4 separate regions of the Homo sapiens genome follow, and all the other regions are linked to region 1. A link is a contact called in ENCODE Hi-C or POLR2A ChIA-PET data. All regions are on one chromosome and are shown on one strand. The core of a region is the stretch at or near the end of the contact, and the rest is flanking DNA. Distances in the headings are between cores, read along the strand shown.

Region 1 (7,763 bases), core at 2,197-4,696:
TCCCTTCTATACATAGAAAATTGAACCCCAGAAAGGTTTGCTACTTGGTCTAGGTTGCACAGCTGCTGGAGGCAGTCAGGATTTGAACCCAGGCCTTCAGTTGCCCCACCCAGGGATCTTTCAGTCCTGCTCTGTGATTTCTGTGATTTCTTAGTCCTGCTCTGAAGCAGCCCAGTGGACTATAGTGAATGCAGACAAGCCCTGCAGGTTATCGAAAATTTTTCAGTTTTCTAGGGAAACACAGTGCTACTCAACATCTGTCAGGCAGTGTGTGGACTACTAGTTGAGATGGTTCAGTCTCAACAGTGGGTCCTGCTGTATTCCTTTTAATAACATACCTTTGCAAAGCTGGATTTTTGGAAGTGGCTTAGATAAAAAGTCCCTATTGTGGAAAAATCAGTATGAAACTGGAAATGAGAGTAGCAATGTCCACTCTGAGTCCAGGGATTGAGAAGTTGTGTGGGGCCCTAAGGATATATACAGCTATTAGTAAATAACTATTTTAGAATGAAATAAAAATGGCCTCTTTTCTTTCAATTTGTGTCTTATTTTTCAAATGGCTTCTAGCTTCCTAGGACATACACGCTTATAACCGAAGAAGTACTTAATAAGGGGAACCATTAGAAATTTCTTTTGGCACAAGGGCACTGTGAACAAATTACAGAGATGCTAGGGCACTTTGAGCAAAGAAAGTTTGAGAACTGGGTCATGCTGCCTTCCACTGCACACACTGAATTTTTACTTGGGCATTCCAAAGCTTTGGCTTCATTGGTTTAAAAAAACTAACAAACAGATGACATCTTCTCTTCTCTTGGTATCATTGGCCTCACCATTTATTTCATGTCGCTTAATTGCAGGCAAATCTATTTATGAATGTTTCAGATGACAGTAGTTTTTGTGACAGCAGCAAAACTCCTGAAAATGAGTTTCTCCTGAAATGAGGCTGTATTCAGAGTTCTTGGAGGAGGAGCAGGTTGCTGAGAGCACGAATGAATAGAGGGCAGTTCATCTAGCCAAAATATCTGCCCTACTGCCTGTTGGTCTACCATTATAACCCCATTCCTATGCGTTCTGCTGATAGTAGGGTCTTCAAGAAACTCCACAGAAATGCAGAGGTTTCTTGGCAGCCAAATCTTGGTAAGCTTTAGTTGTTACTAAAGAGTCAGACTGGAGGAAGAGGATGCAGTTTACCTGATTCTGGAGGTAGAAAATTCCAGGAGGGTGTGGGGCTCAAGGGTTGTCCCCCTAAAGGTTTGCAGAAAAATCACTACCATGAGGCAGATTAACAGGAGAAAAAGCGTACACATTTATGTCACATGTATACACGGGAAACTTCAGAATGAAGCCCCAAGCCCAGATGAGGTACAGAAGCTTCCTGAGGTTGCAAAAAGAATGTGGACTCAGAGCATGGCCCCAAACAGGTTATGGTGGTAAATTAGGATTTAGTGGAAAGACAGATTGTGAGAAGGAAAAGGAAGACGCCTGGGTGGCAAAGGTGACCTTAGTATGTAGACAAAGCCTCTCAGGTAGTAGCCCTCAGAGAGAGTAGATGCTGCTTCTTTTCAGGCTTTTAAAGGTGACAGACTCTCAGTTTTTCTCCTAGATCCAGGAAAGACCTAGAAAGAGAAGGCCTGGCTACATCACTGGAGATTCTCTACAGATGCAAGTTTCCCCCACCTCAGTCTGCCTGCCCTGCAGCAGCCATTTCAAAGTATGGGATAAAATGGTTTGATTTCCTTCAAGGAAAACTCAAATGGAAAGATGGACAGCCTGCTTATGGAGCAGTTCTACCTATGAGTGGTTGGCTTTGTCATAGGGAAGTAGCCACATACAAGGGCCATAAAGCTGAAATAGCCACATGCAAGTGTTTGAAGGGGAAAAGCAATTGTCCTCATGGAGAGCTCTGATTCTGGAGCTAATTCAGATTTTGCCAAACGATTCGTTACACTTTTTAGTTATCTTGTTTAATAGATAAAAACAACTTTTTCCACTTACTGTTTTTACCTTTCTTGAAGCCTTTTTTTTTTTTTTTCCTGGTCTCATTTAGTTTTTGCCACAACCCTTGGGAAGTAGGAGGTCAGGGTTATCCTTCCTGATCTTAACAGACAGGGACCAGAGCGGGTAGATGACTTGAGCTGATTAAGGAGGAAAAGCAACAGGACCTTAGACTTGGTCCCTTAGTCCAGTGCTCTTTCCTCTGCCACCTCTTTATGGGTGTAAGAAAATGTTAAAGATGAGTGTGATTATGAACTTAAAAGATAAACAAACACTGATTCTGGGCTCTAACGAAGCTAGGGGCCATCGCCCAATGCTGCAGTCACAGTCAGGGCCCTTGGTTCAGCCCTCATGCTCCTCTAACGCCCGTTACCTTTTTTCCTGTTTTTTGTTTTGTTGTTTGTTTTGGGACAGGGTCTCACTCTCTCTCTCAGGTTGGAGTGCAGTGCACGATCTCTGCTCACTGCAACTTTCATCCTCCTTGCTCAAGCCATCTTCCCGCCTCAGCCTCCCGAGCAGATAGGACTATAGGCAAACATCACCAGGCCTGGCTAATTTTAAAATTTTTTGTAGAGATGACATCTCACTATATTGCCCAGGCTAGTCTCAAACTCCTGGGCTCAAGTAATCCACTCACCTCAGTCTCCGAAAGTGCTGGGATTACAGGCATGAGCCACTGCACCCTGCCCTTCCCCATTACTTTGACTATTGCTATTTATTTATCACCTATTGTGTACCAAGCATATTGCATCTTCCCTTTTAGGTTCCTTAAATATAATCTTAAAATGTGATCATTGGCACAGAATTCAGCTTTCTGAGTTACTACATTTCCCAAAACATGAGGTTGAAAGGGACTTTCTTCACAGAGGCAGGCAGTGTGTCTGTCTGTCTGTCAGAGCTATATGGGCTCTCCCAGCTCCACAAGGTCCTCCCCATTTATGTGCCCTACAGGTGTAAAATCAAAGGAGGGGCAAAATTGTTTTGTTGTAGGAGAGACGAGCACATGAAGGAAATGTCTGCACAACTGGAGTGCCGGGAGAACAATAAAGCCAATCCCATAGAGAGGAAGCACACAGGGTGTCTCCATGTCTCCAATGGAATAAATCATCTGCAAGGGCTGTGGTTAATGTTCGGTCTGAACGAGGACCACACAGCTGGGACACTCTGTACTTTTGATCTGGCCTTTCAAGCTTGGGTGATGCCAGGAAATTGCATTTAATGGACTGAATGAAAGCTGCCGTATAGAAAACGAGAAGAGATTATTATAAAAACAATAGAGACCATTTCACCGCCCTCACTGCCTCACACCTGTTTTTTGCGTGGGGTCCATGAATCTGGGCTTTGGCAGGGAGACTGGGACTCCGGGGCCACAAGGCCACAGCCTGGTCAGCTTGTGGTTAGAGACTTTCTCTGCACTGTACTGGCTGTGTCAGAGAAGCACGACGTATGTGCCTGCATTGTCTTCACTGGGCAAGTCATTTCAGTTGCAGGAAGCCATGCACCTGCACTTCTTTGCCTTGAAAATAACTAATCTGCGGAGAGTGATCAGTCAGCCTTGTCAGAGCTCAGTCGTTTGGCTTTATGCTCATGGCCGCACCTGACCCTTGGGCACTGTGGGTGTATAAATAGCCTCAGAAATGGTGCTGCTCTCAAGCCCTGTCTTGCAGGACTTTACCTGTAAAGGAAAGCTTTACCTTTTCATGACAGGACTTGAGAGCTTATTTCAATAAAAGAAGAGGGAGAGAAAACCATCCTACATCCCCTGAACATGGAAACATTTCAACCCTGATGACCACTGGTTCCCACAGTGGTCAGAGGGACCTGAGGAAGAGTTTCCTTCCTTCCTCTCAGTGTGGAGCTGACACCAGGGTGGAATTTCCATAGAACTTACAGCACTGGGGGCAGGTGCAAAAGCAGAAGGGTGTAGAAACAGCTGCTTTGACTGGAGAGAGGAGAAATGCTTGTTAGCTTCCTATTTCCATATGACTGTGTGTCATCAGGGCTGACATGTTTCCGGGACAGAAATTCCCTCTTGTGAGAGAAGTATTGACATGAAATAGTTCCCCAGGATTGGGGCGAGTGTGCTGATGATAATAACACAGAGGTGATTTGTTGACACCATATGCAGTGCGTTGGTGCCCAGCTGTGTTTGATCCTCAAGGAATTCTTTGACATAGAGAAAGCAAGTGTCAATGTCATGTCCCATTATTCAGAGGGCAACGCCGAGTCTTAGAGTATTACAAAGCAGGTCAAAGAAAGGTGGATTTGGAGTTGAAGGGCAACCAGTTGATAGCTGCACAGAGGCTAAGTTACATGACCAAGGTCCTTATCTGGTAGAGACAATTGACTTTTGGCATCTGTGAGTTCTGCACAGAGTACTACCTATGGGTATTTAAATCTTCAGATGAAGGTGTACTTGATTACTCGCTCAGCTTCATAATTTACCCTTCTTTAAAAATTCCTGGGCAAATAGCCACTACTATAAAAAGTCCCCCAGCCTACTCTGGATTACAATTTCTGATGAAGATCTTTTTCCCTTTCATGTGCTTGGCCAGATATGTTTGGGGTAAACGTTATGAAGGTATTTACTGATTGGGCCCTGCTATTTTAGGGCATACGGAAAGGGAATGAGCCTTTTTCCCTTCATCATATTCTACTGGCATATAGTATATAAAAATTGAAAAGCTACATTAAGAAGGCACCATTGGCTGGGCGCAGTGGCTCACGCCTGTAATCCTAGAATTTTGGGAGACCGAGGCGGGCGGATCATCAGAGGTCAGGAGTTCAAGACCAGCCTGATCAACATGGTGAAACCCTGTCTCTACTAAAAATACAAAAATTAGATGGGCATGGTGGCACATGCCTGTAGTCCCAGCTACTCGGGAGGCTGAGGCAGGAGAATCGCTTGAACCCGGGAGGTGAAGGTTGCAGTGAGCTGAGATTGCACCACTGCACTCCAGCCTGGGTGACAGAATGAGACTCCATCTCAAAAAAGAAAAGAAAAAGAAGAGGCACTATTGTAGGTACTGAAAAATGATTCAACAACACATCAGGCCTGGTCTTGGCCCTTGCTATAGAATTAATATGGAAACAGTTTGGGTGTGAAAAGTATCTTAGACTGATGGACTCTGTCATTTTCCCTTCTGGGCATCAGTTCCCATTTATGCATCTATGAAGGTAAGAGCAGCTGCCAACTCCCAGTGGTTTCACACTTTAAAAGTAGATAGGATGCCTATTTGTACAAAGGCCAGTTGGGTGTTCTTATTGCTCTCCAGACTTCCACATGGTCATTCAGTAATCGAGCTGGTAGATGAAGAAAGAATTGAAGAATCTGTTCACATTTCATTGGCTGCAATGAGTAACATGGCCATACTTAATTGCACATCAGGCTGGTGAATACATACTAGTTTTGGCCAGGAAGAAGGGGAAACAGATTCAATGAACAATTAGTCAGTTTCTACTACTTCACTTTTGAAAATGAGGGGTTGGAATAGACCTTTTAAGTACCCTTTTAGATCTGAATTCAACTACTGCAAGATTCTAAGATTTCTGCCCTTCATAGCCTAATGACTTTGTGTGAGCTGATCTGTATATGGCATCACAAAGATGAAGTATATTCTCAGCAATATAAAAAATGAACAGTACTAGAATGGTGAAACTGGACAAAAATGCTTCTATCAAAATTGTTTAGTGAGCCCATACACATCAATGATCAATAAAATATTTTAAAGGGATTAAAAAAACCCAGGCAGCCATAGTGAAATAATGGGGCCCAAACTTACTATTCTGCTCTAAACAAGTAGAAAATTGAATCAACTCTATGAAACAACTGTTGTCAGACCCTGGAGTATAGACTGCAGGTAACGGAAACAAATGAGGTGAACCAACAGCCATGGATTCCCGCCTGGAAGCACTTTCTCAACCTCAGTGTAGGGAGAGGATTCCAGGCAGAGAATGGTGGTGTTGCTGAGCTGAGAAGACAGAGACCAGGGCTCAAGGTGGTGGAGATGCTGGAACTGGTGGGACAGGGTACTAGAAGGAGCCATGCAGGGAAAGAGTGCCAGAGATCTGTGCTGGTTTTCTCTTGGTTCCCTTGCTGATCACTAAAGTGAACATGCAGAGGATGAAATTCCATGATGCCAGGCAAGAAGGACAGGGAAGATGTAAAGTCTGTGATTCCTAGAGCTGGCATAGGTCTGGGAGATGTTCAGATTCTATCTAGCCAAAGTCAGTAGGCCTCACTGAATGCTTGGGGCATTCAGAGATACCAAATGCGTCATGCCTCAGTAGTAGGTCATAGCTAGCCCTAGAATAAGTGCACTTGAAAAGAACGTGTATTTTTAGTTGTTGGGTGTAGTGTTCTATGCATGCTAATTACATCACATGTTTTTGTATTGTTCATATTTCCAGTGTCTCTACTGATATTTATGGCTGCTTGTTTCATCAGTTACTGGGGTGTGTTTCACGGTCTTTAACTGTGATTGTGAATTCATTTATTTTGCCTTTAGTTCTACCAATTCTTAAATTTATATATTTTGAGGTTATATTATTATGTGTGTTCACATTTAGGGTTGTTATGTCTTCTCGTTGGATTGATCCTGTTGTCATAATGAAATGTACCCTTTGGTATTTCTGTGATTAGAATAGCTTTTTTAAAATTAATGTTTACATGGTATATTTTTTTCCATTTGTTTATTTGAAACTTTCTGTTTTTTTATACTTACGTATGTTTCTTATAAGCAGCATATAGTTGGATTGTGCTTTTTGTAAATTCAGGCTGATGATCTTTGTCTTTCACTTATGGTATGTAGTGTTTTTATACTTGATAAAATTATTGATTATTTGACTTGAAATCTATTATCTTGTTAAATGGATTTCTGTGGCATTTGAGTCAAAACTATGTTTAGGTATATTTAGTAAAGCGTTTAGTTTACCCTAATCAATGTAGTAGAATCATCCTTTTAAAGAAGAATTATTCATTTTAATTTGTGAAACGGAATATGCTATTATTAGATGGCATTTTATCCCTGATGATTGACAGGTGATTATACTCTCACATAAATATATACCCCTTTGCATTGAAGCCTGTTGTTTGACTCTGTCCAATGCCTGCTCCTATCCCATGGAGTCTGCCAGTCTACTCTAGGCGGGGTGGGGTTCCTTCTCTTCTGTCTCTGCCCTCACATCTCTTCAATTATTGCATCTCATTACCTCTTGGCAGAGATCATGTCCTATCACTCATATCTCAGTCCCTGATACAGAGATGGTTCTTCACAATTTTTGCTGAATAAATGATTCATGCAGGGCAAGTTTTAGATTGACTCCAATGTCATGTGCTTTGACAGAAAGAGTATTAAAGATCTGCTAAGGTGAGGAGAGGCCTTAGAAGGTCTAAGACGATCCTGAATTTCTCATTCTTCAAAGGATTCTTAAGAAATTTGGGTTAAGCCAGGGATTGGACTGTTCTCTTTTGTTGACTCAAGTTCATAGATGAGGTCAAGAATCAAATCAGTCTCTTCTTTGGTAATGATAGACAATTAGTTTGGGAAAGACTTTTTTCATGAGTCTTACCCATCATTTATCAATTTTAAAGTCTATGAGTAGCTTTGAATACAAAACTGCATGTGAAAATCATTGTGTCTACTATTGAATAATTGACTAATCTGTCACTCACAGCTCCTGAATGAGGTTCCTGTCTAATTGCACCTGCCAGTTACTGATTGCACCTGCAATTAGGCAATTGTGGGGGCAGTTTTTGTGTTTCTGTT
Region 2 (7,763 bases), core at 1,666-4,165, 220 kb before region 1:
AGACACTGCCTTCTTCATGTCTAAAAGACAGAACACCTCTGTGGCACTGTTTGTGTTGGGCACACTGACGACATGGCAGGTAACCTCCAAAGCTGCCAAAGTGACTTGATATTTATTCAGACTCTAAAATAAATTGGCCTATTACATCAGTTGTAAGGAATCATATTTGGACAGTGACTAGATTTGAAGGATCTAGTTAAGTTATGTTGCCAGTTAAAGAAATCTCAGCGTTCATTTTCTCTACCTTTAGTGGAAAGGATCAGTCCATCAATAATATGGACAGGACTTGGCTGGATGCTGGGGAACATGGAGCAGCGGGGGGTGGAGGGAACTAAAAGGGAGTGTTAAGATACAGAGATGCATGGATTTGGGGGACCTGTCAACAGCAGGGAGAGATATCTCCTTCCCCAAATGTTGGTGTGTGAGGAAGGTCTAGGCTAGTTCACAGTAACTGGGAACTTTTGCAGGGTTTAAAGGAAGAGAGGTGGAAACTTTGAGACAAAGAAGGAGGTCATTGCTGACACCAAAGTTGGGGTACACGGAATGGTGTTGGGGAACGGCACAGGATTGGGACGTGAGGCCATCAGCAGAGGGCATGACCTAGAGGGAGGTTCCCCCACTGGTACTGACTGGGCTAACTTCTCCATAGAGTTCTCAATGGTCTGGGTGAAATAAGGGAAAGTATGGTACGGTTTTTTCCTAAATGCACTCAGCTTATAGCCTTGTATTTTTGAAAATTGCTGTTTCTTTTATGAAACGATGGGGATAGTGGTCCCTCAAAAATAACCTTCCTTGACAAAATTAAAAGTTAGAAACTCCATACAGCCCTCAGATAAAAAAAAAAAAAAGTAAGTGATCTATACAATCTAAAACCTGGGAACCAACCGCTGGTCCAAGAATACAGAGAGAAAAGGATGGAGAGGAAGGGGCCAACTGGCGGCAACCTTGTTTATTATTTATGTTATGTATTCATTCATTCATTCATTCATTCATTCATTCACTCAGCAAACACCTACTGGCCTGGAAGCCTTGCTTAATTATAGCTACTGCAGACTTCCGTGGAGACTGGTGGTGAGCAGTGCTGGTCTTTGGGAAGGTGAGTCTCAGGCTGTGTTTGTGCTGGTCTTAGAGGAGAAGGCAAAGTCAATGTCCTGTGAGACCCTCCTGGAGCCTGGCTTATGTTGATTACAGGGGTCTGCCTTCATGGGTAGTGGTCCCCAGGATAAGCAGAGGGAAGAGGGAGGAGGAGAACCAGGAACCAGAACAAACCTTTCAGCCCCTAGGGAACATCCAGATTGAAGAGCTGTAAGGGAGAATCATGCCAGAGGCTCTTTTAGTGCATTTGGGTCCAACAATTAATATTTACTGAACACCTAGCCTGATCAGGACGCAGCACTGGATACAGCCTAGGTTACTGAATAACCACGCTTATTTCATCAAAATAAGTAGTGTTTAAAGGGCCAAATGAAATCAAAAAGTGGTCCAAAGTCACTACTTTCTATTTCCAATTGCTTTGGGGCATCAGTTATTGAGAAGAATGCCTGGGTGAATTTGAAGTATCAGATGCATGTGTGTGCATGTATGCAGAGTAGTGGCAGGAAACCTGTATGACCAGCCTGGGAAGGACGTGATGTTCCTAAAGTGGAAGGGACCACTAGGATTATGAGAGCCAAGTCAAAGTTTGGGAACTCATTCTGGCTTTTGAAAATTCCACTTGCATGACTGATGTGGTTTATGCCATGGATGCCAGTTAGTGTGCAACTCCTTGCAAAATTCTGCCGGGTCAAGTCAGTGTAGCTTAGGTGGTGAGGGCATGGGATTTAATGCCCAAATGTTTAAGGCCCAGGGGCCTGAGTTTGAGTCCTGACATCACTTCAGAGCTGGGACTCCGTTACGACAGCTTACAGCAGAAGGTCTGGTCACAGACTGGCTCTGGCCCATGTGGGGTGCGGGGTCTGGGCTGGTGTCCTGCTTGTTTCTGGCTGGCACTTGTGAGAACATGAGCATCAGACATTCATGCTCCCCGTCTTCTGTGCATGTGAGTAGCGGTGTGAGGAAGGTGGTAATTCTCATTTCAGTATGAAATATGCTCTCAACACAAAAACAACCTACAAAACCAGAGGTGGGGGCAGGCCAATAAATGCACGTTAGTCTCAAACCTGACCCCATTAGAACAGCCACCCCACTCCCACCTGGAGTAGAAAGTCTGGAGAAAGGAAAAAAAATGACTTAAATCTTCTCTCCAGCCCTTCAACTTGCTGGCACGTCGCATTTGAAATGCATTCCTTCTCTAAGCTGGAAATTAGGATTTTCAAGTAATACATGAAAAACCAGTACGAAAATAAATACTGCAATAGTGGGGCCAGGATCCCTGGCCGCTCACAGAAATGTTATAGAAACTAGGCAGAATATGAGGTATTTTCCTGTGTTGTCATGCAGCACTTAATTTTTATGCTGATTATATATTTCTTATTCAATGTTATTTAACACCTGTGAAATTGACTTGACTTGGTAAGACGGCAGACTGTGGGATGGGGGTAGGGGTGAGAATCCTTCACAAGTCTTAAACGGAATTAAACCTGCGTGCTTATATTAACAAGGTAACAAGAAAAAAACCGGTCCAAACAGAAAACGGCCGGAAACCCAATGAGGTCCTAAATATAGTACAGTAGGTAATAAAGGATAAATATTTCTAGGAAGTAAAAGCCAAGAAGATAAATACCAGGTAGGCTGCACCTGCCTTCCTTATCTAACCTTTTAAGAATGCTATCGCTGGTTCCTGTTTGTCCACACCTCCAGCTGAGGGGGGAGGTGTTCCTGGGGGCAGATTGTGTTTGCAGTCGCATCTCTCCACGTCGCCTTCGCTGGTTCCGGCCTGGATGTTTTATTTCACTTTATGGGTTCACCCACCGCGGGGAGGAAGGCTAGCAAACCCGGGCTCAGGATGCTCCCTGGCGCTTCTTCGGTTATTTATTTAATCAATTTCAGCACGTAAAGGAGACCTTACTTATTTCTCAACACTTCTTTCTGTTTCCTGAAAGGCTGAAAAAAAGATGTATGTATGTATGTATGTATGTATGTATGTATGTATGTATGCATGCTCCTAAATATGTATTCAGTAAAGTTGGTAAAAAAAACACAAAGATTGGGTGGCCTGGCTGCTGCGCAGACCTGCACAGCGGGCTCAGCCCTCCCTGCACCCACCCCCGCCCCCTCGCCGACCTCCCCTGCACCTTCCATTACTCCCGCACCCACGTCTCGTCCCCCGCATCGGGCCCAGGGAGCGCAGAAGCCGGCGCGGCGGTGTTCGGGGTGGTGGTGGGGTGGGTAGTAGAGAGAGGGGAGGGCGTTCAGCGGCCCAGCAGGTGCTGCCCTCATCCGAGGCAGGCGCGGCGGGAGACAGCCTCCGCCCCACCCCGCCCCTTAACCCCGCGCCCCAGCCCGTTTACCCCGCCCGGGAGCGGCCTCCACGCCCGCCGGGCGCGTCCGGGCTGCGCCCCGACAGGAGTCCGGTGGAGCCACCTCCAACCCCCTAGGCGGCCGGGCAGGTGCAGGTGCGGGGCTGCCCTCCGCCCAGCCCAGGGCTGTTGACGCAGGTGACCCGGGTCTAAGAATCCCATCGGTCCACAGCCAGCATTCTAGGGCCCTGGGGACTGGGGTTCTTGGAAACCTCGTCAGCTGAGAGAACTCAGTTTCCCCTCTGGAGAGGTTTCAGACAGCGCGGCCCCAGACCGGGGAAGCTAGCGACTAGGCGTCCCCCCAGCCTCACAGTGGACGAGGCTGCAGTCGGGGCCTGACGGGGCCTGACCAGCGCGCCCCCTGACGCTGGCCCTTCCAGGTGCTCTCGGTGGGCACCACTGCCCGCGGTCCGCGTGATTCTTGCCCAAGTCTGTGGAGGGCCACAAAGCACCTCTTGTCATACAATTTTTAAGCGCCTCTATTCTCCCTTGGCTTAGTGGGCAACTTGCCCATTGCCCATCTCCAAATTAGGTCCCCAAAATGAGCCGTGAAATAGCGGATGATGGATGTTGCAGCCTTGGGTAAGAGCGCTCAGCTGGGTTTGTGAACAGCGTGGTTGAAGCTTCTGCAGAGGGGCCGTGAACTCTGGCCAGAGTCCGCGCTTTGGAAGAGCCCGCAGGGAATCTCAGGGATCTGCTACCTTACAAAGAAAACCGGCCTTATCCAGCCTCCTCTGCAGCACCCCCGGCCCCTCTCCCGCTTGGTGAGGCTGCAGGCCTGGGTGGGGTGGGGTGGCGGTGGGAGCATTGCTGATGCTCTCTGTACGGGCAGGGAGAAGCCTGGCTTTGGGTTAATGCTGCAGACAGGCCTGCGTGCGGGAGCCTTTGAAGGGCTTGCCGGGTTGGAAGCGGGAGGGTGGTTTAGTTTCCGAAAGCAGACTGCTTTCATTTTCTTGGTTGCCTTCTTTATCAAGATACTTCATTCTTTGACGTTTCCTGCCCAGAACCCTTTGAAGAAAGTCTTTTTTTGCTGAGTGTGCACTGTGCTCTAATAAGGCCCGTTGTGAGAGTCCCTTCTGTTGCCTGGCCCTGTGCTAAACGGTGAATAGGGGAGGCTGGGATGCGTCCCTGCCTGCTGTCCCCTCCCAGCGAGATCCGGAGAACCAGGGGAACCAGTGTTAGGGGCAGGACAGTGCCAGTGTCGAATGGCCTCTGAGATGGCAGCGTCCCCTCCGTGTGCCATCGCACTGTCGGAGAGAGCCTGTCCTAGTTTCAAAGAACTTGGGAAAAAATATTCTAAGCATCCTCAGAAGACAGGCGCTGTTGCCTAAGCGCCTCTGTTAGTCAGTTGCCCCTGACTTCTAGGTCTGAGCACAACCCTGAGTGTCTCAGCACTGTGGTCAACATGAAGAGGGCCTTCCAAGGGGGCCGTGTCAGTTATGTGGTATTTAGTATCTGGGTCAAGATGAAAAAAAAAAAAACACCAAAAAAGTTTTTCTGTTAGAAGGTTTCTCACCAGTAATTCTCCAAGACATACTTTCTGGTGTTTAATGAAAATGTTGAACTCTTCGCTGACCATCGACATGGGGAAGAACCCCACTGAGCTCATGAAATCTCCTTGTCTGCTACTTTGGTTGGCCATGTCTGCTCTGATCTTGGACAGCACCATTTCCCTTTCTTTGTGTGTTTTCCAAATGGGAGGCGGAGGCAGGCGCAGGGCCATCTCCCCAGCCTGGTGCTTTTCCTGTGTCTTTGTGAGCGGGGAGTCATTGCGGCAATACCCCGGCTCCACTGGTCACAGCTCACAGTCTTTGAGTGTGGTGGAGGCCAGGCAAGACAGCAGGCATCCAGGCCAGGACCCAGCCTTAGGTTACACTTTGCAGGGAACGTCCAGAGGAACTTTAAGGGGTGCTGGACTCCGGCGGGCCTTCCCTGGGGAATGGCCCTAAGAGAGCCACTAGAGCCGCTGACTTTCCTGGTCTCCATAAAGCAGGGGCCCCTCTTCCTGCTGCAGTGGCCCTGCTCACCCATGTGAGGATGCACCATGGTGCTAGGGTGTCTCAAGACTGGGCGACAGGTGAATGGAGGAAAGAGAAGAGCGAATCTTGTGATCCACTGGGTGTGCGGTGGTGAGATGCTGCTGTCTTGGAGAGGGTTGTGGCTTTGGGCAGATTTTATAGCATTTGTGTAACAGCTGTTATGCTTCTGCAAATCCTCTCCCTTCACTTTGGAACTCTGTCATCCTTGGCCTGCCACCTGGGGCTGTCTGGCTGCACGTCCTGAATATTTGTGTTCAAAAATGTGGAGTCGGGAGCTGGACTGTCTGGGCTGGAACCAGGCTTTGCCAATCGTTAGTTGTAGGACTTAAGTCTCTTTGTGCCTTGGTTTCCTCTTTTGCCAATTGGGGATAATAACAGTTTCAGCTTCACAGGGTGGGTGTAAGGGTTGAATGAGTGAATGTAAGTGAAGCACTTAGGATGGGGGCTGGGAGGCACAGCCCATGTGGTGAGGGCCTGCGGCGGTCATTTCACTGCTGTGTTGTTTGGCTGAGCCATATATCTTAATCCAGCTATTGGTATGTGACTTGGAATTTTCTTATTTTTTAAAAAAGAGACAGTGAGGGAGAAAATATAATTGACCTGTTTCACTGCGAGACTGACTGGACACCCTTTGCTAATGTGTGCTCTGGGGTTCCCATTTCTTAGTGGATTCACATTGGCATCACTGATTAACTTCATGGGAGCTTCCAGGTCTTTAGACAGCTTGGGATAGTGAAACTTGGGTTGTGTTTTAGAAGAAACTGGATCTGAACATCGGTATCATAAACTGTTTACCCTGGCAAGGGCTGCACTGAAGGGCAACCTATTCCTGGAGGTGTTGGTCTAGGTCTAGTCAGTACTAGCTCCAAGTTTATATGAAATGCAGCTTTAGGAGATTATCAATCAACATACCCCCAGCTCTTTGAACATAAAACAATGGAAAGTATGGCGGTTGTATCAGTTTCCATGCGTATCCGAGTGTAGCATGACTCGTCAAAGGAAAATCTCTGGAATACCCAAATGAAGCCAAGGGCTGGGCGGAGGCGTGCTATGTGCTTCTGATGAGTGAGTGCCGGGCAGCGGGTCAGGCTGGGATGTCTCCAGCAGGAAGCGCGTATGCGGCCCGCCAGGCTGCACCTGTTCTCACTTGGAATGCCCTTGCATTCTCAGGTGCAAGTCCTGAAGATGTTTTCTGAAATTCTTTCTCCTCCATGAATCCCTTTATGGCAATAATTCTGGACTGAGAGCTCTGGGGGGTGGGCTTGGGAACCTGTGAGTCACCGGAGCATGTGCCGATTCAGTGTGGCCATAGGGAAGGGCGATGGGTGATGGAGACCCCTGGTCTGCACAGCATGTATCATGGGCTGCAGCTCACAGCAACTGCCACATTCATAGTCTTGGGGAGACAAAGTGGTCTGAGTTGTTTTTCTAGAAACGGGAACGGGCCTGAGTCATTTATGCCCTTGCCAAATCGCTTTCGTTAGCAATTGTTCACATTTTCCAGATAATCTTATAAATATAGGCTTCTCTCAAACACATCTTTCCCCACATGGCCTGTTTTGTGACCAAAATTATGACCCAGTGTCTCTTCATTAATACCATGCCAGCTGGTAAGCCCAGAAGGACGCCAGATCAAAATTTCACAATTCTTTTAAAGGATGTGAGCAGTGACAGAGGAGAAAGATCTCAACAATGGCTGCTATTTATCCTGCAACAATCACACACATGCACCTTGCTCAGGACATTCCTCCCCTAAATGCAATCTTTATGAGAATACTGCAAAGTAGATTTTGCTCTCTGCCTTGTACAGATAAGGACGACATGGCTGAGAGAGAAGTCAGCTTGTGGTGGACCTCAGGGTGAAACGCTGCTGCCGTACCATTAGCTGGCTGCATTCTGTCCCTGCTAGGGCAGTGGCCGGTCCTAATTCTCTAGTGTCTCTTGCTTGTGGCAATCTCCGCTGTGGAACTGACATTTGGAACCTGACTGGGTGTGGTGTTGAAGGTGCGGCCAAGGAACAAGCAATGCCATCCACCCACCAAGGTGCTGCCACTTTGATCTTGGTGAGGTGGAGTCTATTTCAATCATTCCTCATAATCTCTTTCTCCTGGTTTCCCTGCTGTTCCATAGCCTTCTCCCCACTTTGGAGAGCGAAGCATTCACTGCCACAGGGAAGATGTAAGGAAACAGCACAGGGAACCCCAACCTGGCTTTTGAATTTCAGAAGAACTCAGGGTATGAGCAATACATTTGGAAGAATGCTAGC
Region 3 (7,763 bases), core at 3,150-5,649, 180 kb after region 1:
TTCAGGAGGCTACAAAAGAGTTATTTTATCAAAATAAGTGAGAAACATGGAATCCAGGGAACAGAGGATTCAATCATAGAGAGAATCCTCAGTGTGACGCCGCATTGAGATCTCAGGATAACAACACGAGGCCAAAGGGACCTGTTAGAAGGCTATGAAAGAGAGGCCTCTAAGACAATGACAGAAATAGATACCTGGTATGCATCAGTGTATGAAAAGGGTATTTAAACAATTGGGAGACAATTTGGGAGTGAATAAATGAGAATTGCTTTTAAACATAGCAAACAGAAAATACAATTCTTAATTTTAGAGCTTAAAAATTGTTCAAGAATGGAAAAGTAATCATAGTGTATTATATGGCTCAGCTATGAACAGAGTTTACATGGTCATAATTAAGTAAACATTGACTATGATGTAACTATATTGGGAAGATGGGGATACAGGAAGTGATAGTTTAAATCTTCATCTCCTGCTGTAGGACACTAATAGATACAGTCTAAAACAGAAAAGCAAAAGTTGCACTCTAAGCGACTTACAGAGAGAAATGATTGTAAGTACCAATAGAGTCAGCTGACAGGGCTAAAAGTGCTTTTGAACAGTGGAAGAGAGTCGGGGATTATATTCCATAATAAGCATTATGGAATGATCTGCTCTTTTGAAAGGTGTCACGTACATATTTGATAAATACATAAAGACCAAATGAAAAACGAAAGCAAAAAGGGACTCAGGTAGTATAAATAAAAGTCCATCTACCCCAGGGAGAATTGTCTGGGGCCAGGAAAGAGACCTGGGAAGGATCGCCTGTGAGAGAGGGAAGAGCTGGGGGTCTGAGAGCCCAGTGGGAAACAGTGGGAGCCAGGGAGCCTTCTGAAGCCCAGCACGCATGAAATCACCAGCAGAGTGACGCTGCCAGGCCCAGCACGTGGCAGGGTGGCAATTATTCTGAAGGTTTTCACCTTTTCTATGGAAGTTTGGACAACGATGAGAAAGCACTACTGATGATAAAAAGAAAGCCAACAGATTATAGCATTTACTTTGCAAAAGCACAGTTTTGAACATCTTTCCAGAGCTCTACAGTTGGGAAAGTTTAAAAATGAAAGCTTATAGACAAGTGAGTATAAGTGTGTGCATGCCGCCTTCAGCTACGTGGGTGCTTGTCCCCACACCTAGGCTGCTGTAGAAGGGACTAGGAGCAGGATGTCATCCTTCCTGGAGCACAGCAGGCCTGGTCCCAGGATCTCTGCTCCTGCTGTTTCCCTAATAGAAAGTATTTCAGACAGAGGGCCTAACATTACCCTTTATTTTCTAAGGTTAAACTGTCGTATTTGGAATCTTGCTGGAGCAGAGTGTATACCTAATCACACCTAACTCATGCTAGCAAATCCCTAAACATCCACCCAAGTACAAACCTAGAGCAGGAATGAAATAGTCACAGTCGAGGGCTGGGACTGGCTTGCACCAGCTCACAAGAGTGGACTGTTAAGTTTTCAGAAACTTTGTGACCCAGTTGTTATACACAGGCATTGGTAAAATTTAACAAGTTAATATTAACCAACAAGGAAAAGGTTATATAAAAAGATAATATTCAAAATTCATCACTTGCTAATCATTTGACCACATGTTTCCATATCCCACAATCTAGCGGTTACTCCTGTTATTTCTGTACGGTGGAAATACTATACAGCATGGGCTACTGTTCATTTCTTCCCTACTTGCAGTCTGCGATGACATATTTATGGTTTTGAATCCGTCATGGTCGTTGTATTTACACCATGGAAATTGGCAAATACCACAAATCAGGACCTGTTTTTCTCCAAAGACCTGGTTGTTAGACATTAGCGGCATACCACTGTGTATTGGTGACATCTTCTGACAAGTTGCACAAGGCGTGCAGACTTTTTCTCTGGACGTGTCTGTGGTTGGAGTAACCACAAAGAACAGAGAGATGTGTCCAGTCTCTCATGTTCAGAAGGAGTTATGGTAGTCTGAAAATACCCAAGAGAAAACTTCGGATAAATAAAACACTTTACCTAAATCTGTAAACCTTCCCTCTCCTGTCACTTGCCACCAATGGTTAGCTACTCGTGTATTAATATTTTCTTTATCTCTGGTGAATTTATGCACCATGTTTTACACTAGTTGGACCAAAGCCTACTGTGTGTTAGAGACTGGTTAATATCCTAAAAAGCTCTGGGAAGTGAATATACAGAAAAAAAAATGAGTTTCCTTTAGAATTTAACAATGTAGTTACTAAATGTTTTAAACTTACTGAATATCTCTTTGGTAAAAGAGCAAGTCCACAAACTTTGGGATCAGATGTGGATTCAAATCTCAGCACTGACATGGTTCCTCATTTAGCTTATTTGTTGAACTCAGGAAAGTCACATAGCTCTCCTGACCTTCTGTTTCATCTTTAAAATGAAGGTAATAGTGGCCACCTTGCACACCTGTGCTAAAGGGTAAATGAAATAAGCTATGTGAAAGAAATGAGGGCATATATGTCATAGAAATGATTGCAACATATTAGGTATGGGTATGAATAAACATTCCGCCTTCTTTCATTTTGTTTTTATTATCCATGCTTGTCAGAGAATTTTCAGGTAATTCACATCTATTATAAAATATCTTGGTAATCTGGGACAAATAATAAAATAAAAAAGTAACAGAGTTGGATTAAACCAAAGATTTTTCCAGTGCTAAAATTTATATGAATTTAAGTGCATCCTTGCATTTTATTTTCAGTATATTCTACCTTAGAGACAAAGAAGTGGATAGCTTGGGGAAGGAGGAGAAGAGAGTTTCACAAAACATGTAATGCAGTTTAAAATCTCATTGTTTCCTTGGTTTAGATTTTGTGAACAATTTGGCATGAGGAGAGAAAGGAACCTGAAGTTTTTAGCAAGGAAGGTAAGTTTCAGTGAGTTTGATTTTGGTGGGGGGCTTGGTGGGGTGCTTCACTTTCATTTTGACTTTTTCCAGATGAACTCCCAACTTAGAGAACATTTTAGAGGGCATAAATATGTGTGAACTGAAACTAGAAAGCAGTCTCAAGAACACAGTGAAAAATAATATTGAGGGTGTTTAATGAAAAAGCCATCTGGAAAAGAGTGGTGAGGTTTTCCACAGTAAAAAACAACTTATTATTATTGATTCTGAAACTACATATTTCAACCCTCCAAATCTTTACTTTGATTGTAAGGACTCTTTAGAATTCTTTCCAAATGCATCACACCTTTCTAAGAACTTGCGAAATCACCTACTCCAACAGCTTCTTTTTATGGATGAGAAAACTAAGGCTGATAATTGGAAGTGATTTAGGGTCCAGAGTTGAATCAGGATTACGGCCGGGGGCTTCTAGTTCTTAGTCCAGAGCTTTTTCCATTGAACCATACCTCTGTACCTCGGGTAGACCTGTATGCTTTACATTTCTTGGTGTTCACTTGCCTACTTTGTTCTGGATTGAAGGAGGAAGACAAGGAGGAAGAGAAAGAAGAAAAAAAAGGAAAAAAAAAGGCAGACTTCATATGTCCCTCCCAACTCTTTTTTTATCCACCTCTTAAAGGCCAAGGTTATTTACTCATATTTTAGTATTATGTTTAAGCAATAAAAAGGTGTTTTTATTAAAGGGTCAGGTAAATAGAATTTTTAAAATACCTAGGTCAGTAAATGAGATTTCAGTCATTGTACAGGTGTCTTTGACTTCTGCACTTTCTATAGTGATGGCTGCACCAGCACATTCAGAGGTGTTTGGCACATGTTCTAGCCTCTGGACGCTCCGCTTCTTTTGAATTGACTGAGGGATGTGCACGGGTGGGAGGAGTCCCTGATGTTGACACAGGTGTTGTCTTTCTGGATCAGTGTTTTTTTTTTTTTTAATCTAGAGTGTTTCTGAAAAGAAGAGGGATTTCATTCATTGTGTACCTGTAGACTGTGTGTCAATATCTGTTTATTAACTGCTTACTTTGGATTTAGAGTTAATCTTTGTATTTACATACATTAGCTTAGGGACCTGAATAACTAATTGAATATGTGACATCTTTTTCAGTCATTGAGTTGATGTTGATTCTTATTGGTTTCTTTGATCTAAATATGTTAAACATGTGGAACATGTAAAATGATACAAAAATTCAGGCATACCCTCAAGAGAGGTTTTAATTTCCTTAGTAAAATCTAATCATTCATTTATTTATTCATCCAATCAGTGACATTAACTGAGAGTCTACTACATGCCAGGCTCTGTGCTAGCTGTTATAGGATGCTAGAGAGGAATAAAACATTCTTCATTCACTTCCAATAAATCTCAGACCAATAGGAATGACAAGGCAGATGTACAAAGAGCTTTAAAAAAGGCAGGAAATGATAACAGCTCTGAAAGAGGAACCGATTTTGCACAACTGGATCAGAGGAGAGAAAGAGCACTTCCTCTCTGGAGGCAAGACATAAGCACACGACAAAGTTTATGTTGGACACATTGTATTAAGTGCCAAAGGAGTGTAACAAGAATAACAATAACAAAAACAAATGGCTAATTTTAGCACTGTTTCATTGAATTGGCAGTAGGGGAAAAGGCCATTACACTTGGGACTGAAAGAAGAAATACTTGTTGTCTGTATTTAGACTTCTCTATCAGAAAGTCTAGCCCTTTGCTAGGGGAGTTGTTGGTTTTCTATTGCCCAAATCTTCCCCAAAGAAGCACAGGAGGGCCTGCATGACAATACTCCAACAGTGATATTTTTTCTAATTTACATCTTGTGTAAATATTTTCTGATGCTTCTTACCAAAAGAGTTTCAGATAAATGGTTTAAATGTTGTGGCAGACAGATCTTAGTAGGGTGGCCCTATGGTCTTGCCATTTAATCTTTTCCTGTGATCAGGCTATTTTATATGGTAACAGTGATGGGATATTACAACACACAAATACACACACAAACATACACACACACACCCCATCTTTATAGCACACATAAGACTTCTCTCCCTTGGAGGCTTGAGGAAGGAATCTGCCATATTGCAAGAGAGTTTATGGGAGGGCAATGCAACAAGGAACCATAAGACACCTGTAGAGTTGAGAGCTGCCTTAGCCAACAGCCAACAAGAAATTGGGAATGTCAGTTCTGCAAATGCAAAGAGATGAATTCTTTCAACAATCTGAGGGAAATCTGAGGGAAGTTAGAAGCAGTTCTTCCCCCATCCAACCTCTGATGGAAGTGTAGCCCAGACCGCACCTTGATTGCTGCCTTGTGAGATGCTAAGCAGAGGAAATAGCTAAGCTATGCCAAGACTCTTAACCCACAGAAAAAGTAAGATAATAAATGTGCTGTTTTAATCCACCATTTTGTGGCGATTCATTATGTAGCATAGAAAATGAATACAAATGTGAGAGCCAGATACATGAGGAGTATTTCTGTGAAGTTAATAAAAACACTTGATCCCTTCTTACCTGTAAAATAGTATATGGCTATTATACAAATATGACTCATTTGAAAGAACCCCAGTAGAGACAACTGAGAAACCAATTGATCATTCATGATTCATTATAATTCTAAAAAACTGAAGAGAAAGGAATACTTTCAAAATCATTTTAAGAGGTCAACATTAACAATAATAATTAATTAATATTGTTAAAACACCCACACTATCCAAATTATTCTATAGACTCAATGCCATCTCTATCAAATTTCCAAGTTCATTCTTCATAGAAATACAAAAAAAGATCCAAAATTTGTATCAAACCACAAAAGATTCTGAACGGCCAAAATAACCTTGAGAAAGAGCAAAGATGGAGGCATCACACTGCCTGATTTTAAAGTATACTACAAAGCCATACTAATAAAAACAGTATGGCTGGCATAAAAAACAGGCAGACACACCAATAGAACAGAATAGAGAGCCCAGAAATAAACCCACACACATACGATCAATAATTTTTGACAAGGCGCCAAGAATCCACAATGAGGAAATGATAGTCTCTTTAATAAATATGTTGCCAAAACTACCTGAAATTATAAAACTCTTAGACAAAACATTTTGGGAAAAGACTCTTTGACATTGGTTTTGCCAATGACTTTTTGGAAATGATACCAAAAACACAAGCAACAAAAGCAACAATAAACAAATGGGACTAAATAAAACTAAATACTGCTGCATGACAAATGAAACAATCAACAAAATTAAAAGACAACTCTATGGAATGGGAGAAAATATTTGCAAGCTATAGATCCGATATGGGGTTAGTATCCAAAATATACAAGGAACACATACAACTCCATAGCAAAGGCCCAAACAATCCAATGAAAAAGTGGTCAAAAACCTGAATAGATATTTCTCCAAAGAAAATGTACAAGTAGCCAACAGATACATGGAAAGGTGATCAACATCACTAATCGTCAGGCAAATGCATGTCAAAACCATAGCGAGATACCATCTCCTACCTCCTAAGATGCTATTATTGAAAAGACAGAAGATAATAAGCATTGGCAAGGATATGGAGAAAAGGAACTGCTTGTACTCTGTTGATGGGAATGCAAATTGGTACAGATACTAATTAAAACAGTATGAAGACTCCACAAAAATTAAATTTCCATATGACCCATCAATCCCACTTTTGGGTCTATATCCAAAGGAAGCACAAGAATCAGTAGCTAGAAGAGATATCTGTACTTCCATGTTTATTGCAGCGTTATTCAAAATAACCTAGACATGGCAACAACTGACATGTTCATGAATGAATGAATGGATAAAGAAATTGTGGTATACATATACAATAGAATATTATGCAGCCTTATAAAAGGAAGGAAATCCTGCCATCTGCAACAACTTAGATAAACCTTGAGGACTTTATACTAAAGTAACATAAGCCAGTTACAAAAGGACAAATAATGTATGATTATACTTGCATGAGGTATCAAAAATAATCAAACACAGAAGTGAAGAATGCAATCATGGTTTCCAGGGGCTGAGTAGTGGTAGAAATGGAGAGATGTTGATCAAAGGGTACAAACGTTCAGTCACATGATGAACAAGGTCTGGGGATCTAATAGCCAGTATGGATGGTGATGGATGTGTCATTGATTATGGTAATCAATACATTATATATACCTACATCAGATCATCACATTGTATGCCTGTATGTATACCATCTTTATTCTTGGATTAAACATTAAATGAAAAAGAAAGAATTCTGACTCAGTTCTGTCTGACAGAAGCCAGCATGCTTCCCACGGAACCTTGTGCATTGTCTCCCTGAATTGTTATTAGTTGGTTATTTTAGAATAGCAACCTAAAAATAATCTAGTCAAATCTTTTTTTTTTTTTTTTTTTTTTTTTTTTTTTGAGATGGAGTCTCGTTCTGTGGCTCAGGCTGGAGTGCAGTGGCCTGATCTCGGCTCATTGCAACCTCTGCCTCCTGGGTTCAAGTGATTCTCCCAGCTCAGCCTCCTGAGTAGCTGGGATTACAGGTGTGCACCACCATGCCTGGCTAAATTTTCTTGTATTTTATTAGAGATGGGGTTTTGCCATGTTGGCCAGGCTGGTCTTGAACTCCAGACCTCAAGTAATCCACCGCCTCAGCCTCCCAAAGTGCTGGGTTTACAGGCGTGAGCCACCGTGCCTGGCCTTAAGTCTTAAAGAGCATATAAAAATGAAATGAAGCCTTGACTTAGTGATGGCAGCTCTTTCTAACTGAGGGGAATACAGACCCGAAATGTGGGAGCCTGAGGGAGAAGATGTTACAATCCTGCAACAGTTATTTTCTTGCAGTGTGA
Region 4 (7,763 bases), core at 1,991-4,490, 150 kb before region 1:
TGAGTGCATTTTGAAATCCACTGGAACCTCACAGGTATTGAATCTCTTCTGTGCACATTTGGATGTGGAAAATGGAAACTTGTAAGTCTACAGAAACTAAACCAGAGCAGGTTTTATAGTTGGGCCTAAAATACAGTTCCTAGGGTTCAGTTTAAAAATATTTTCTATTTTTTCCTGGATTTTATTGCAAATGTTTTGTCGTTGTTTTGATTCTGTTTTTGTCTACACCTGGGTTTAATTCCTCCACTATTAGGTACTCACTGTGCTGTGATGGTTTGAATGCAGGTTTGGCCTCCTCTCCAGCCTGTGACTACTGGGAAGACAGGGCACCTGTCCTATTCACCTTTGTATCTCTGGTGTCTCACTCAGGATCCGGCACAGGTACATGTTGTAGTACATGTTCAGTGAATAAATGATAGTGCATCTCAATGATCTATGGTTTAGAGGCCAACGTGGACATTTTGTATTTCAGTACTTAATCAAGTTCAGTCTGTGACCTGGGAAGACACACAGTAGTAGTAATATTTTCCCTGTGTTTTTGGTTATGATGTGTTAATGTTGCTATTTATGTTTGGAAAATGTCCAAGGTTGCCACTATAATGGAATCACTTTCATTTGAGAATAGGCTGAAGGTTGGATGGAAGATAGGATGAAATAGACAGTGTCGTGGGGGTGCTGATAGAGTGAAACCCGTGAGAGCTCACTTAGGCTAAAGACCGCACAGTTACCCTTCAATCTGCCCAGACCTCAGGTGTGCTGCCTGCATCCAGCTGTCTTGCACTCTGTCGTGCCCAATCCACAATCCCTAAGGATTAGACTGCAGGACTTGGAGGAAGGAAGGATAGAGGCAACTGTGGTGGAGTGTGATGACTTGGCTTGTAATCAGAGGCTATAGAACCAAGATTTTGGACTTCTAGTCACACAAACTTGAACCCTCAGCAAAACAGGAATAGTACTGGTGAATTCAGAGGTTTTTTTTTTGTGTTAAGTAAAATATTACAAGCTGGACAACAGAGGCTCTGACCAGTGGCCAGGCCAGGTGATGGGCCTTACATTTTTGTTAGCTGTTTTCTCATTTTGTTAATGAGTGTTGTATTTATTCCTCCACAAATTCAACAGTGCTTGCCAAGGACCTGCTATGCGCCAGGGGCTGCTGGAGCTGGGAACCTAATGATCACAGTGTCAGCCTCTGCCAGCCTTTGTGTGTGTGGCAGGGGTTGTTTTGAGTCCCACCATCTTCCATCCCTGATGCTTGGAGAAGCTGAGGACACACAGGGTAAGTGATAGCCCAAGCTGGGAGGAACCTGGACACTGGGTCTGAGAGCCTCCTTCAGAGAAGCTATTTGTGGCATCTTGGTGATTTAAAGATTCTCCCAAATCTTATTAAAAATGAATGGATCAGCTGGGTGCTGTGGCTCACACCTGTGGTTTCAGCACTTCAGGAGGCTGAGGCAGGTGGATCACTTGAGGTCAGGAGTTCGAGACCAGCCTGGCCATCAGGGTGAAACCCCCGTCTTGAAAAAAAAAAAAATTAGCTGGTTGTGGTGATGCACGCCTGTAATCCCAGCTACTTGGGAGGCTGAGTGAGGAGAATCTCTGGGACCCAGGAGGTGGAGGTTGTAGTGAACCGAGATTGTGCCACTGCACTCCAGCCTGGGCAACAGAGCAATACTCTGTCTCAAAATAAATACATAAATAAAAAAAAAAAGAATGAATGGGTCCTGTGATCTGGGGTCAAAATAGTGTTGTTTTTGTTGACCTCTTACCTGTGTGGATTTCTTACAGATTTTGTAAAAGAATCTTATTCCATCAAAAGCAATCCTTAGCTTTATTTCAAGATTTCCCTTAGTATGTAAACCAGAGCAAGACACAGACCTGTGAGATGCTATGTGAAAAACGGTAGGATGGTCAAACAATTTGGGTAAGGTTTCTTGCTCCATCCTCCTCCTAGAGAGTCCTGGTGGACCTGAGATTTTGGGAAGATGCAGACATACCAAACCCTAGTGTTATTTACCTCTGGGGCTGGTATTGGAGTAACGAAGGTGAGGTTATCCATATTTAATTAACTAACCTCTGTATTGTTTATAAGGAGCATGTATTTTTTTTGTAACTTAAATAATCCTATAAAATAAAGAAAACAATAAAAAAAAAAAGAAGACCCAAAAAATGTTCTGAGAAGGCCTGCCATAAGGAAACCTAGTATGTCCCAAATGTTTCCCACTAGGTAACACTTAACTGGTTCTTACACCAAATTTTTGGGGGAGTGCTTTCCTAATAAACATCAATCTTCCTTGATTGCATACATCTCAGAATAATTTAACTTTACAGCTAGAAGTAAGTTAAAACATGGCCCCTATGCTCACTGCACTAGAAAATAAAGTGACGCCTGCTGAGGTTGTGTGGCTTGCCCGAGGTGACCCAGTGGAGGCCGACCAGAGGCTCCCATCCCCTTTAACAGGAAGGTGAAGCTGCCCACCCCTCACTTTTGTTAATAATGACACTGTTAAATTAAGCTAAATGTGGCCTGAGGAGGCCTCCCTACTTTGAGTCCCTGGGTAACAAATTGCAAGGTAACTTAGTATGTAAACTCACTGAAAGCCCACCTTTGAAGTATACTTTTGTATCATAACTGAGTCTCAGCCAATCACAGCAGCTGAACTTCAGTCAATCCCAGACCGCCAGCTGTTCAGACCACATTCAAATATGGCAAAGGCTGCCTGTAATCAGTCAGGCCCTTTCTGTACCACACTTCTGTTTTCTGCCCATAAATGCTGCCTGCGCACTTGCAGAGTGGAGAGCTCTCTGAGCCTCTCTTCTGGTTCCAAGCGCTGCCCAATTGGAGAATTGTTCTTTGATCAATTAAACTCTGTTGAATTAATTTATCTAAAGTTTTTCTTGTAACAATACCATTACCATTATAACAGCCGTTAACAACAGGGCAATATATACAGGGGATGCTCCCAGCTCTGCTGTGCGTATTGTACTAGGAACCTTTAACATCTCAAGACTTCAGGAAAGATAAATACGTTTTCAGATCTGGGCTCAGGGACCTGCTGTCACTACCCTGGGCTTTAAGAACATGTTGTCACCCTTTTCTCTCCTGACACTGCCTACTCCATCAGGAAAGGGTCTGGTGAGGGCTGATTTTAGCTCTCCCAGGCATGGCTGCTATCCTGAGTCCCTGCTTCCTTGACACGCCTTCCGCCTGGCTTCCTGTAGGTCTCTGAAAGTGGCAGGGAAACCAGATGCACGGGAAATGACGGACTTTGAGCATTTCTCCCCTAAGACCCAACAGAACACTTCATGGGGGAACTTCTGTGGTTATTAGCCAGCTTCCTCTGCTGAATGAGAAAGCCGGCTGCCCCCTCGCACTCTAGGCTCTTGAAAGGTCAGACTTCTGACTCTAAAAGTGACCCAGATGAGATGCTGAAAGGCATGTTGGTTACAAGGGAGGGGACAAGAGGCACAGCTGTATTTCCATAGATAGCAAATACAGGGGGGCAAAGCCATAGATTTTAATTTTGACACTCCTTAATGTAAAAAATAAAACAAAACAGAACACAACTGGCATGCTTGCAAACACAGGGTCTGAAGTCCCTGTGGGAATAACCAGCCAAGGAAAAGTGAATGTGGGAAGGAAGAATGGGATTGTATCAGGCTGCTTCACAATGGGAGGTCACCCCACATCATTTATAAAAGGTAAGTGCTGGCACAGCCTGGCGGGCCCTGAGCACCACGCTGCAGGTGTGATTTATGAGGGAGAGACTGACTATAAATCAACACCCTTTGTTTTAAGTAGTAGTTCCAGTGCAGTGGATTAATTTACATGCAAAGAGAATGAAGAAAAATTGCAATGTATTATAATCTACACGTATCACAGAATTAGATTCCAAATTGGAACAAAGCGTTCCCACTGGCTATTTGACCACGACTGTAGAACAAGTGCCCTTGTGTGACGTTCTTTACGGGGCAGGGATGAGATAGTGACCGTTTGGGTCTTCAGGTCACCAGGGAGAGTGGTTTGTTGGAATCCTGAGTGAGAAGCTTCAGTGCTGGAAACCAAAAAAATTAATTCCTTTCGATGTTGGCGTGGCCTGGTTGCCAGGCTCTCAGGGTATCTTTGTTAGTAAAAAATCTTGCATTGTCATCATTTTTGTTACCATATTTGAACTTTGGTGTATTGCTGCTCTTGGTGTTAATATATTATAAAAGAGGGAGACAAGATTCTAGGCCAGTTCTCATCAGCCATTGTGTAGCTGGGGATGAGAGAGAAGAGCCAGTTTGAGCGTGTGCAACTGACGCTGGGAATTTCCATCATACGTGTATTTATTCTATTTATTTGGATCTTTGATTATCCTTACTGTCTTAATGGCTCATGGTTATTTCACATATGTCAACCTTGTACTGCTCAAGAGACAAAAAACTTCCTGAGAGCAGAGCTGAAATCTTTGGTTCTCTTGTATTTCTCAAAATGCCTAGCACTTTGTATGGGAAAGAATTGATTCTCAGGATGCACTTGTTGACTTGAATCAAATGTCTGTGAAAACAGGAGAGAGCCATTGCCATGAATAATCAAAACCCTAGGGTTATTCAAAGCCCTCATTTCAGCTCTTAAATTTAGCTCTCTTTTCCCTCAAGCCTTTTATCATAAATACCATGAGGGGGAAGGAAAGAGGATTATGATTTCATCTCTATTTGCCTCTCCTACCCTCCTGCTGGTACTGAAATGATCAAGAGAGTAGAAAAATGCCCAAAAACCAACAGAAGGAAAGAGATGCAAACGGCTCAGAGAACCATGCATGGGAGGCTTTGCCTAGAATGACTGAGACAGACTGTCATCTTGTAAGCTACTACCTGTTTTTGGTTTGGTGATGATTTTGTACCCATTAGTGTGTGCGGTTTTGCATTTGTGTACTTTGCGGTTTCAGGTGGAACTCGAAGTCTATTCTTTCAAGGACAGAAGGGAATTCCTAACAGTGCGCTGACAGTAAAGTTCATGACAAAGAACATCTGCATGCTATTACTATCGATTTGGGTATTCTTGGATATTTTTATCCTTTTTTTCCCAAAACAAATTATTTTCACTGAATACCAAATGTTCTGTTTCTACTCAAATTATAAATCATGATATGAATCTATTAGAGAATGATATGGCCTAAAGATGTCCTACCGATTGTCAGGATTTTCTAGATTTGCATATAGTTGCTGGTAGCACTGTAAGCAGTGCTTAGTGGACTTTAGCTAAGACAGTGGCCATGCCATAGAAATCCCAGGGGGAAGCTGAGGTTGAGCCAGGTGGGTAAAGGGAGAGCCAGAATGTTTCTGAAACTGCTCATTCATTCCTTCATCCACCGTTTATGAAATACCTCTTGCAGTCCAGGCATTGTAATTGGTGCTGAGAATATAGTGATGAGGACAATGGAATCTATGCCCTCAAGGAGCGGGGGCTTCTCAGGAAAGAGAGACTCTGGTAACAGAGCATGTTCAGGGCTATGGCAAGGATACCCCAGAGAGCCTAGGCCCTGTACCAGCCAACCTAGTGGAGTTGATGGGGGCATGGAGGGGTATTGGGACAAGTTTCTGAGGAAGACATTTGACCCACTTTTGATTTGTTCTTTAGGCAAAAAGTAGAAAAGGGTGTTTCAGTGACACAGATAGAAACCAGGATTTGTAAAGACAATATCTGAGTAAGATATGTTTTCCAAAATGCAAAAATGATACAAAATTAAACCTTCCTTAATTGATATCTTAGAACATTGATTATTGAGGCACATTAGAGGGGGTGCTAGGCTGAACTGCTCAAAAGAATGAACTCTGATATTGTTTTCCATACTCAATAATTAGCACTATTGCCTGGTACAGAACAGAGGCTAAGTTCGTGTTTGCGGGAGAATCAGTTAACTCTTAAATTTTTATTTCCTTGGTCCCTTTTTAACACTAAACAATTAGTAGTAGAAGAAAATGTAATTGTAGTTTGTAATTTAATGGCTATCTTGGATATAAGGATGATCTTTTTACAGTCTCTAGTTAAGTTTACTCTGCATTGAAAAAGCCTATTTTTTCTTTGTATACAAATCAGCATGATTCTTCTAAAGTGAAAAATAATTTTGCTAAGTGATCCACTGCCTCGCTGACCCAATGGAAGAAAGCAGTGGTTTCTGTTTTTGAGAATTAGAATTTTAAAATAGGAGGAGCCCACAGGCTGTGGGTACCCTTTTTGCCACACTCAGAAGTAGGGCACGCGTTTCTTGCTTTTCAGACTTCTTACCTTCCCACACAAAGAAACCACAAACGGGGAATTAGGACGGAAAGAGTCAAGCGGCGTGGGCTCATCTTCCTCAGCAGGGCCATCTAAGAGGGCATACCACTTTCCAAAAGAACTGAGCTGAGACCCCAAATCTGAAAAACCATCCTAGCTGCACGTCTATACCATTTACCACGGGCTGGTAACTTGTGCGGTGTTCTGTGAGAATGAGTTCACTCAATGTCCACACAACGGCCTTTTGAGAGGGAGGCTATGATCATCCTTATTTTACAAATGGGGACTTTGGTTAAGAATTTGCTCAGGGTCACCAGCTTGTAGGTGCCAGCACTGTGGCTTGAGTCCTGGTGATCTGGGGGGCAGGTCCCATGCAGACTCATGTTGTTTTCACCCACTGCCTCCCTCCCTCCATTCTGAGGAGGGCAAAATGCCACACAATGGATGACACAGTCACATTATAATGATGCTGAGATGCTTTGTGGTTAAAAGCAACATAAAAAGATATAAGGCTATGCTTTCAGTTTAAAACAACTTTAAATGTTAGAATCAGGATTAGAATAGTTATTGTTTTTCTCAACAGTTTCCAAGATATAAATTTTGAGGCCCAGAATTTTTAGGAGTATTTTAAGACTCCAAAGATAAGAATCCTTAAGAACTAACTGTGGAATGAGAAACACTGCCAGTAAGTATATATTTCCTTCATGTTGGTCAAAATATATTTTATTTATATTTTGGACAGTTCTTATATGCATATGATACAACACTCAAAAGTATAAAGAGAGGACAGTGAAAAGGCGGCCTCCCTTCCATATCTGATTCCCTTCCTTAGAGGCAACCAGTGTTAGGAGTTTCCTTCTATAGATATTTTATGCATATGTAAGCTTATGTGTCTACATAGGTTATTTTCAATTTTTTTTGGTGGGGAGGGCACAAAAGTATTTATTTATTTATTTATTTGAAACTGAGTCTCACTCTGTCACCCAGGTTGGAGTACATTGGTATGACCTCAGCTCACTGCAACCTCTACCTCCTGGGTTCAAATTATTCTCCTGCCGCAGCCTCCCAAGTGGCTGGGACCACAGGCACCTGCCACCATGCCCAACTAATTTTTTGTATTTTTAGTAGAGACGGAGTTTCACCATGTTGGTCAGGCTGGTCTTGAACTCCTGACCTCAAGTGATCCACTCGCCTCAGCCTCCCAAAGTGCTGGGATAGCAAGCATGAGCCACTGTGCCTGGCCAGTAATTTACTATGTATAAATACTTCAGTGCTTTGCTATTTTCACTTTAAATTATATGCTGAAGTTCAATATGAACTTGGTCTATAGCAGCATATTGAATTTCATCAATCTGATCATGAGTTGGAAAGTGATTGATTTCTTTATATAAAATATGCATCCAGATATTTTACTAAATTATTTGTTTGTGATAGTTTTTCAATGATTTCCTTTTATTTTCCAAGCTAAAAGTCATATAATCTGAATTTCTTTTTCCAAGTTTTA

Evidence for each region. A loop is a pair of places that touch in the nucleus more often than their neighbours do. ChIA-PET counts read pairs that join two places held with the same protein, here RNA polymerase II (POLR2A). Pooled maps may share reads with other maps.
Region 2: a loop to region 1 is called in a pooled map, with 2.1 times the contacts of the local background. The contact joins two enhancer-like sites. A Hi-C loop is called at or near these places in 2 of 37 single-sample maps with no recorded cell type and 3 of 50 pooled maps. POLR2A ChIA-PET finds 5 or more read pairs at or near these places in 2 of 52 experiments (activated CD8-positive, alpha-beta memory T cell and activated T-cell).
Region 3: a loop to region 1 is called in a map with no recorded cell type, with 3 times the contacts of the local background. The contact joins two enhancer-like sites. A Hi-C loop is called at or near these places in 1 of 168 maps with a recorded cell type or tissue (GM12878), 19 of 37 single-sample maps with no recorded cell type and 13 of 50 pooled maps. POLR2A ChIA-PET finds 5 or more read pairs at or near these places in 1 of 52 experiments (activated CD4-positive, alpha-beta T cell).
Region 4: a map with no recorded cell type shows a loop between it and region 1 (19-fold over the local background). The contact joins two enhancer-like sites. A Hi-C loop is called at or near these places in 1 of 168 maps with a recorded cell type or tissue (transverse colon), 14 of 37 single-sample maps with no recorded cell type and 4 of 50 pooled maps.

The regions. Positions count from the first base shown.
Region 1 is chr2:8,230,639-8,238,401 of GRCh38, reverse strand. All of the region lies in intron 7 of LINC00299 (long intergenic non-protein coding RNA 299), which reads left to right. Among named protein-coding and RNA genes, the nearest start is that of LINC00299, 94 kb to the left of the region's middle. Within about 2 kb of position 3,446, at least 4 of the 41 ENCODE cell types and tissues checked have a DNase peak (open chromatin) inside an H3K27ac peak, as active enhancers do.
Region 2 is chr2:8,452,888-8,460,650 of GRCh38, reverse strand. No RefSeq gene overlaps it. Among named protein-coding and RNA genes, the nearest start is that of LINC01814, 130 kb to the left of the region's middle. Within about 2 kb of position 2,915, at least 10 of the 41 ENCODE cell types and tissues checked have a DNase peak (open chromatin) inside an H3K27ac peak, as active enhancers do.
Region 3 is chr2:8,055,492-8,063,254 of GRCh38, reverse strand. It overlaps LINC00299 (long intergenic non-protein coding RNA 299), which reads left to right. Exons shown (of 9, transcript NR_034135.1): 8 at 2,850-2,907. Among named protein-coding and RNA genes, the nearest start is that of LINC00298, 83 kb to the right of the region's middle. Within about 2 kb of position 4,399, at least 2 of the 41 ENCODE cell types and tissues checked have a DNase peak (open chromatin) inside an H3K27ac peak, as active enhancers do.
Region 4 is chr2:8,375,713-8,383,475 of GRCh38, reverse strand. No RefSeq gene overlaps it. Among named protein-coding and RNA genes, the nearest start is that of LINC00299, 51 kb to the right of the region's middle. Within about 2 kb of position 3,240, at least 5 of the 41 ENCODE cell types and tissues checked have a DNase peak (open chromatin) inside an H3K27ac peak, as active enhancers do.